2 separate regions of the Homo sapiens genome follow, and region 2 is linked to region 1. Evidence: chromatin contacts called from ENCODE Hi-C data. All regions are on one chromosome and are shown on one strand. Each heading gives the region's core, a stretch centred on a gene start or an enhancer-like site at or near the end of the contact. The rest is flanking DNA. Distances are from core to core; before and after follow the strand shown. Region 1 holds the start of ARL6IP5 (ARF like GTPase 6 interacting protein 5). Region 2 overlaps LINC00870 (long intergenic non-protein coding RNA 870).

Region 1 (4,651 bases), core at 1-2,500:
TTTCTCCCAAGCCAGCTTGCTGCTTCTTCCCTCTACGTCTGCCCTGAAATAGAAATGTCAGACATTTAAGTGCAAGTGAGTCCTTTATAAAGTCTGAGGGTGGCTTTTTCTTTAAAGATGTGTAGGAGATAATCAGCAAGATTGAGAATATCACCACCCATCCTGCATAAGCGAGAGAAGCATTTCTTAAAGGGTGAACTAGAAGGAAAGGTGGTTTCTAGGAAAGCAGGTGTACATGCAGTCTCAACACAGGATACTTTGTTAAGTATCAGGTATTGAAAAGGCCTTCTGATACATTGAAACCTCAGGCTAGGAAGCGAAGACAGAGAAAGTGACCACGCCTGGCCACTGCTGGAAGAAAATGCCAGAAGGCCATCTTCCCACAGTCATGGCAGCCTTTACCCCACAATGGGAGATGCGCCACCAGGAGACACCCCCCCTTTTGATCCCAAGCTCAGCTTTACTGTACAGTGTGGCAGGCATTAGGCAGAGAAAGCAGCAAAGTGCGTCGCCACTTGGTTGCCCTTTTTACACTAGCCCGGGTCCACACCCTGCCGCCCCAGCCAGCTCCAGGGTAGGGTTACACCACTTTCCTTTTTCTTCTTATTTTTAAAAGACGAGGGCGCTACAAATATCTTTCCAGCAAGAGCCCGATCCTGGCACGCGGGCGGGGGCAGGGGGGTGGGGGAACTCTCATTTTTCTTCCCTGCGGCTGGCAAATTTTCCCCGTCCTCTTTCCCCTAGGGCCCCCCTCAAGTCTCAGCCCTTGGTGCAGAAAATGGGGCCCCAGGTTACTGCGGCCTCGCCCTGCAAACAAGTTTCCACTGGCTTGGCCGCTTGCAGAATTGCCAGGGCAGGCGCTGAGCGTGGTCAGAGAGCGTCTCTACATCCCGGGATCTTGCACCCCGAGGCCCCTCCGTGCTCGCCCCGGATCGGTGTCCCGGGTAGGGGGACCCCACTTACCCCACAATGGAAATCATCATGGCAGCCACCACCAGGTAGTTGGTCTGGTAATAGAGCAGGTTGCTCACTACGCGGTTGTTCCATTTGGAAATGTCCCTGAAGTCCGGCCGGGCAAAGCGATCGGAACCCGGGAAGAAATCGTCCCAGGCGCGGAGTGGGGCGATATTAACGTCCATGTTCTCAGCTTTGCGTTCTTCGCCTCCAGAATCTGGCGGCGGCGGCGGCGGCAACCGATCAGCTGAGCTGAGTTGGAGAGTTGACAGCGGCTCCGTCTCGGTCGGCTTTGCGGTTGGCAGACAGCAGAGCAAAGGAAATTGGGAGTGGGCGGGCGTGTTTGCTCCTCTTTACTTCTTCATTGGCTCTTGGTTGGGTACAGGAAAACAGGAACCTCCAGACAGAACAAGGGACTGAGTGCAGAATAGAGACGAAATGACAGAAAGCAACTAGCGGAAATCCCCTGTCTGAAGGGAGGTGGCAATGCCTTCTCTAGCAGCAGAGAAGCTGCCTCCTTCGAAATACCTTTTTTGAAGGTTTACCTAGGAGTGTGTTCTCTGACTTAGAGAAAAATTTTGGCAGCTGTGCAGATGCCAATCTAAGTGAAATGAAATGGAAGGCGACTACAGTGTTAATGGAGAATGAGCTGCTTTTGAAAACTAAGTCTTACTAACCTCTACACATCTGAATGCAATTCCCATGTTTTCTCTGTTTCACCATGAGTCACTATGTGTGAAATCAGATTGGCAAAACGGGAAAGAAGGTCATGTAGAACAGAAGGGCTGGTCTGTTTTTTTCACTTCTCTTCTTTGTTCTCCACCTCTGTTCTCTCTAGGCTAAATTGTTGGACTGCTATGCCATTCTGATAAAGTAGGCACTCTGGCCACTTCAGTCCTGAGCTGGGCATGTTGCTTACATTTTAAAGCAAACAGTTGTCTGCAGTGAACTAGTTGTTCTGCATCCAGCATTTTCTGGGCAGAAATATGCATTCCACTTCAAAAGTTTTCTTAGTTTTATTGCAATATTTGGTGACAGCTTTCACTGAGGGACCACAATATATTCATAGATAACGTGATGTTTTGTATCCCAGCCCAAAGACCTGGCAAAAGAAGTATTCGTTGTCAATTCTCTTCTAAGCTTCCAAGGGTCATCTTTTTTCAGTTAAGGGGCTGATTGGTACAATGCATGAGAAAAAAAGTAGTTTGTTTAATTGTATAATGTAATAGGTAGAATTCTAAGGTGAAGATTTCTAAGATAACAGAGTCTCTAAGCCCCTAAGTGGCTTAGACAAGGTGAATTCACTCTACTCAGATCACCAATTTTTGAAAACTTGGAAAGTAATGAAATATACTAATGCAAAGTCTAGAAAACATAATTTAATTTTCCTTATTAATTCAGAAGACAGTTAAGGAGCTTACAGCGACTCTAAGAAATTACTACTACTACTGTTGTTTAGGAAAATTTGGTGATTGCATGGAATTAGTGCTAAGATATATCTTATGTGCTGCTTTTTGAATAAAGTTTAAAATGTGAAAATATTCCTGAGTGCTCATGTTTTCTTGATTCTGGAAAAATGGGATGGTGTGAAGTCAGAGAAAGCAAAATTAGAGTCGCAGCTCCTTCCTCTCTGGCAGGTGACTTTGGAGAAACTACTTAATCTCTCCCAGCCTCGGTGTCTTCATGTGTAAAGTGGGGATAATGGAACATCTGCCATATAGACGAGGCTAAGTGAAGGAATGTATAGGAAATGCTTAGTGTATAATAAAGGTTCACAGTTATATGTTACTATTATTGTTATTAGCAATAGGATAGCCCACGATTCTTGTTTGCTATTAATAGTGCTTTAATCTGATTTGTTTTCTATGCTTTCATTATAAACATCTACTAACTTTTCTCTACCTTGCTCCAACTTTATTGTTGTGGATGTATCTGGGTAGGGGGAAAAGGTTGAGAATATTCAGTACAATGCCAGCAAGTATTTCGAGTTCTTTTGAGGCTCTGTGAAAGCACTGTGGGTTTTTTTTCTTTTCTTTTCTTTTTTTTTTTAAAGAGGAGAAAAATGTAATCCTGCTCTGCCTTCAAAACTTCTGCAATCCAGTGGAAACACTAGTTAAATATGAGACAGTAAGAGGAGTGCTAAATAGAGATGCACTGAGCCTCAGTGCTCAGTTACAGGAAGTCAGAGGGTGTGGAGGAATTCCCCAGGGCTTCAGAATGTCAAGAGGCAGCACTGTGGGCAAGCTGAGTAAATCATCTTGGTCAAGATGAGAGTGGGAACTCCAGTGGGGCCCCACACTGTTGGTGAGATTTATGAGTATTAGAAGCTGTAACTAAGAACTTTATCTTCCAACTGCTCAGAACTGCATGACCAAAAGCTGTCAAGAGTGTATTAGTAACAATATGATTACTCCTTGATCACAGGCAATTGATACCCAAGAAAGAATTAAACCTCTTTAGAGGTTTAAACATAAATAAATAAATTCTGAAAAGACAGAGAAAGCTGTTTATAGCATGATTCCCTTCTGTCTCCCTCCCAAAATGTTAACCCTGTCTCTCTCTTTGGGGTATGGGAGATTTTTTTTTTCTCTAAATATTTCTACCTTTGTTAAATTATTTTAAATAAAAATGAACATGTAATGAGTCATTACTTTTTTCCAGTAACTGTTTGAAATGCTATTAGTAGCAGCTCTTTGTTAGTGTTCATTCCGGGGAGGGAGGGGTCAGATTCACTGTAGAGGTCTTTCTGGAGCTTTAATTTATTATTATTTTTAGAGACAGGGTCTCACTATGTTGCCCAGGCTGGTTTTAAACTCCTGGGCTCAAACAGTCCTCCCACCTCAGCCTCCCAAGTAGCCGGGACTACAGGTGTGGGAAGCCGAGCCCTGCTTGATGGGGCTTTTATAATGGGACTGGTGTGTCTAGATAGGACCATTCAGACTATCTGTCTGTTTAAAAACCATAGCAGATAGTCTAATTGTTTATGATATGTTCCATTTGAAGTAAAATAAATCTGTTGAAGGTTTTGCTTGCATGTCTCTGTTGCTTTCATTCCTGGCAAGGGCAGATGGCTATTTCTAATCCGTCAATCAATCTAAGCCAGTGAGAGTGCCTGGTGTCGTTTATCAAAATACCACCATGGTGAGTCAGGCTGTTAGTCTCAAAGCAAGCAGATGCAGGGCCAGATACCTTTGCAGACTTCTTCATCGGCTAGCTGTACTCTATCCCTAGGCCTCAGTTTCCTCCCCTGTGAAATGGGTGAGACTGGACTAGGTGGCCTTTAAGGTGACTGCTGCTTTTCACTATCTGAGAGGGTTGCAATGCTCACTACCACTAATCAAAGGGTATCCAGTATTGTTGGGGGTTCAGGCTACAGGAGCCCATTTTGATAAGCACTGAGGTTAAATCCTCAGTGAAACCATCTGTGGAGTTGTCTGGGCAAGAAAAAGTAGTTTCATAGTTGACGCTGAGACATGTGATGCAGAAGGAGGCTGGTATCTCTTGATAGGGACTGTGAACTCTATTCCCACGCTCACTGCCTGGCATTGACTTTCAGCTCAGTGAATGCTATTGAACTGAACCTAATTGGGGGACCATAAAGGACAAGCTTTCCTTAAGGTTCACTGAAAACTAGGACAAGAGGAGGTTAAATATCACAGTGTAGTAACAGCAGCTACATTTACTGAGTACCCATCAG
Region 2 (4,651 bases), core at 1,393-3,892, 3.1 Mb before region 1:
GTTTTTACATTTTTGCCAATCTAATCTTTTCTTTTTTCTTCTTTTTGAGGCAAGGTCTTGCTCTGTCACCCAGGCTGGAGTACACTGGCACGATCACGGCTTACTGCAGCCTCGATCTCCTGGGCTCAAGCGATCATCCTCCTGCCTCAGCCTCCCAAGTATTTGGGACTACAGGTGCACACCACACAATTTTTTTTTTTTTTTTTTTTTTTTTTTAGCAGAGACAAGGACTCACTATGTTGCCCAGGCTGTTCTTGAACTCCTGGGCTCAAGTAATCCTCCCACCTCAGCCTCCCAAGGTGGTGTTGGGATTACAGGCTTGAGTCACCATGCCTGGCCTCAGCTTCTGTCTTAATTGAAGACAGCCAGATTCCCATATATGTTCTTCATTCAATCTATTGGGATGCGTTGTTTTGGTTAAAATGTATTTAAAAATTCAGCTTCACACAGTTGGAAACGAAAGGACGATTTTAATACCCTCTTCAGATAACTGTGGCTATTCCTTTGTGATACTATACCAAAACTCAACAAGTGGTAGTTTTTGTACTGGTTAGATGCAACATGAAATCTGAAAACCTATCAGTGAGCTTTTATATTTTATCATATTAAAATCAATCTGTCTATGTTGTGTTTTAAATGGACCTTTTACCCATGTGTGATTCTATAACATTATATCAACTATTTGGAAAATATTGGTTCACAGAGTTCTGCAGATCTACCAAATGTTGACACATTTTGTTACATAATATCAAAAGGTCGCATGTGTTCATATCCACACTGATCTTATCAGAAGAGTCTTCAAACATGGGGAAGCTGTCAAGCACATAGTGGAGGATATAAGTTTTCCAGAAATTCTGTTTTTTGATGGCAAGCTAAAATTTTTTCATTGGCAGCAATGAGAAGGCATGAGATTGCTACCTAGCCTTAGTCTCACATAAACTCAAAGCTTCCCTCCCCAACTTCTCTCTTCTTCAGTCTTTGCCATGCACCAGAGGTCCTGTCTTTCAGCAATGCTCTTCTGCAAGTGAGGTAATATTGTATTAGCTTTTGTGTGTCACTGATTTTTTTTTCTTTTACCTTTTTCTGTATAGTCTGGATAAGCCTATTGTTTCTGCATCTAACCCTGCTAGCTTCAAATTACTTTCTCCTCCTCCCTGTGGAATGGTGGATTGGTTCCCATGAGCAGTCAAAGACAAGACAGGGAACAGTATGAGGCCACCTACTGAATAGTTCTTGAATCAGTCACCTTCCCCCACTCCTAGCCACCACAACTTAGCCAGAAGCCACCATTTTCTTTGGCTGGGATTTTGGCAACAGGCTCATAACAGGTCTGCAGGCCTTGAGTCTGGAGGCCTCGCCTAGTCCATTCCCTTCTGGCAAGCCAGAGAGCAAATCTGCAGCAGTCCTGCCCCGATACCTACTGCAACCTGGGAGAAGAGCACAAAGGAGGGTGCAAGGCCCATCTCCAGCCCCACGCATGTGGACCCCACAGACTGCAAGTCCAAGAGTTGCCCACCCCTCCTGTACACACACGGTTGCCTCTCAGATTGGCCTGCTGGACAAAAGCTGTAGCAGCCTCCCTGGAGAAGGAAGAGGGACAAGAGAAAGAGGTGTGCACAGACCCTAAAGGTAGGCTCAGGATGTTTGGAGCAGGAGTTCCAAGTATGTAAAGCATGATGCATAAAGAAGTGGATGTAGGTTCCAGGTGGCGAATCCTTAGGTATCACCACTCCTCAACCAGGTTGTCGGGGAGGCAGTGGGCTCCAGGGTAGAGCCCTATAAATCACACCCTAAGCAAGAACCTCAGGTGCCCGTGTCTAAAGGTGTAACAGTGTGCAAATGTAACCTACATGACCCTTCATCATTCACAGGATCAAGTGCCCACGCCTTGGTCTACCAGGCCTCTCCCAGTCTGGCTCCTGCCTACCTGTCTTTCTTGCCCTTGACTGTGTCTGGCTCTCGTCCCTAGGTGCCCCATGCTGTCTCACTGCAGGGACTTTACAGCACGTGACCTCCTCTGGGCCTTGCCCTGGATGACATCTCATCTTTGCTGTGCTCTGCTCAGAGATCATTCTTCCCTGGCACCCCAGTCCGCCAGCTCTAGACTTAAGTCTGGGTTGGCTTCTAGTCTTTGGCCTTCACAGCTTTCATATCCTCTCTGTCCTCCACCACAACAAAGCATGACAGCTATCATTAGGCAGTGCTCACTATTTACAGCTAAGGGCACTGAGTGCTTCCAGTAACTCTATGACATGCATGCTGTGTTTATGCCCATTTTACAGGTGAGGGAACTGAGATGAAGCATCGTAACTAATTTGGCCACAGGGCCAGCTAATAAGAGAGTCAGGCTCCAAGTTTAGACACCAAGCTTTTAACCACTGTGCCAGTGATTTTCGGTCCTTAAACTTTTGAGTACAACAGAATCACTGGTGTGCACACGATTGATGTGCAGCAGAGGGGAGAGAGTAAGTTTATTAAAGTACAGACTCCTGGGCCCCACCAATCCAGAGATTCTGATTCTATAGGTCAAAGGTGGGGCCCAGAAAGCTGCATTTTTATAAGCTCCCCAGGGGATTCAGATGCAGGTATTAGGGGGAACCACACTTGGAGAATCACACACTTTCCTGCCTAACCGCAAGTCCTAAACTGCAACCCGCTAAATATAATTAGGTCTTCTGGGCTCAGCAGGGCCCCTGAGAAGGAGGAAGAAGATACTGCGTGCATCTAGCAAGTTCTCCACACCACCTGTGGTGGTGGTTGGAGTGGGGAGGGCCTTTCCCTGGGGGGAAGATACACACCCTGGTTGCATCATATAGACACAACACCAGAGCCATAATCTGGGGTGTCCAGAAGCCAGCACACCCTCCACATTCTGTGTTCAGCTCCGGCTTGGCCACAATTACCTGGAACCTGGTCTGTCTGCCCCTGCCCCACCCCTCTGGCTGCTGCTAGTTAACTGGAAGCTGTGGCCACAGGGCGTATGGGCTGAGAACATAATTAGGGAGCCCATTCCCAGCCGAACAGCCGGAGGACTTTTGTACCTTGTCCATCTCTTCTCTGAGACTTGTCAAGACACTCAGTGGTTGGTCAGCAGCCCTGACTTGGGTACCATAAAGCAGGGAGGATGGGGGGCAGCAAAGAGGACTGTGTGGTGACCTCACTGGGTGGTCTCCTTCAAGCCTTTCCAGCTCTGCCAGCAAGAACAAAGTGACAAGGCCTCTTCTTAGAAGGAGGAAAGAGATGTGTCCTCAACTCAGGGGACAGCCAGGGCGATCTGAGACACTGGGCCTTTCTTTCACCTCATTGTTTCCTCTGTCATAATTTTCAATTTTCCCCTGCCTTTCTTTCTTTCTTCTTTTTTTTTTTTTTTTTTTTTTTAGATGGAGTCTCGCTCTGTTGCCCAGGCTGGAGTGCAGTAGCGTGATCTTGGCTCACTGCAACCTCTGCCTCCCGGGTTCAAACTATTCTCCTGAGTCAGTCTCCCCACTAGCTGGGATTACAGGCATGTACCACCACACCCAGCTAATTTTTGTATTTTTAGTAGAGATGGGGGTTTCACCACGCTGGCCAGGCTGGTCTCGAACTCCTGACCTCAAGTGATCTGCCCATCTCGCCTCCCAAAGTGCTGGGATTACAGGTGTGAGCTACCGCGCCTGGCCTCCCCTGGATTTCTATTCCTTTCTTAATCATCTTCTCTGTCCCTGTCCACTTTACCTTTTGAGAGAGATTATTCCCAGAGTCCCCAGTGAGTCATCTGTAGCCAGGTTGTGACCCCCTGACCAAGCAGGGCCAATGGGATTTCCCTCCCAGTGACCTGGCCTTAGGGCTCAGACTTACAAATCAAGTCGCTTCGTGGACTAAACCTTTAAGGTGCATAGACTTGGGCTGGAGCTGCCTGTGCTGGGGTGGTTGGGGTGGCCGTGCTGGGGAGGCATTTGGGAGTCACATGTTCTGGTGTGCAAACAGAGAGCTGGGGGCTGGTCTACAGCAAAAAGCAGGCAAATGAAGCAGAGAAGGAGAAAAGTGCTCCTTAAGAACCCAAAGAGAGAGGAGGAAGAGCCCATTTGCTTCCTGCCAGCTTTCCAATTCCCAGCACCAGTCTGTTGTGAGGAATTTCTAGTCTTAAACTAGAGGATACCCAGATGAATTCTTGTCCTTGTGACCTGCAAGATAACCTAACTCCTCAGGATTGCTTTCCCTGTGTTTAAGTTAGCGCAAGTGAGTTTGTTTTGGTCAAGCAAATCATCCCTTATGAAGACAGCCCTGCCAGGAGAGGTGAGTCCTGGGCTGACACACCCGGTGAGTTACAAACACTGGCTGAGCTTGGGGCTGTGCCAGGCATAGGATTTGATGAGCAACGAAAGAGACGCTGTCTCCACTGTCCGGGAACAGTGAGGGTGAGAGGAGTCAGCGGTGCAGAGAAGCAGGGTGGGGCTTCATCCTCAGGGAACGGCATTGATAGAAGCTCGAGCAACGATCGTTCCTATTATGTATGTTAAGCAAAGGGGCTGGGGGCAAGGTCAGAATGCCAGGATTCAAACTGGAGATCTGCCAGGGGCTAACCATGTGGCCCTGCGCACATTTCTTAAACTCTAGAGACTTCAATTTTCTCAGCTATGACATACAGATGGTGACCCTTGGAGTGCACTTA

Evidence for each region. A loop is a pair of places that touch in the nucleus more often than their neighbours do. Pooled maps may share reads with other maps.
Region 2: a loop to region 1 is called in a map with no recorded cell type, with 5 times the contacts of the local background. The contact joins the enhancer-like site here to the promoter of ARL6IP5 in region 1. A Hi-C loop is called at or near these places in 2 of 37 single-sample maps with no recorded cell type and 3 of 50 pooled maps.

The regions. Positions count from the first base shown.
Region 1 is chr3:69,081,536-69,086,186 of GRCh38, reverse strand. It overlaps ARL6IP5 (ARF like GTPase 6 interacting protein 5), which reads right to left and starts at 1,250. Exons shown (of 3, transcript NM_006407.4): 1 at 964-1,250. The coding sequence starts at 1,139. RefSeq lists enhancers at 1,170-1,479, 3,087-3,246, 4,051-4,110.
Region 2 is chr3:72,162,127-72,166,777 of GRCh38, reverse strand. All of the region lies in intron 2 of LINC00870 (long intergenic non-protein coding RNA 870), which reads right to left. Among named protein-coding and RNA genes, the nearest start is that of LINC00870, 13 kb to the right of the region's middle. RefSeq lists enhancers at 1,975-2,084, 2,595-2,864, 3,865-3,964, 3,985-4,034. Within about 2 kb of position 2,642, at least 4 of the 41 ENCODE cell types and tissues checked have a DNase peak (open chromatin) inside an H3K27ac peak, as active enhancers do.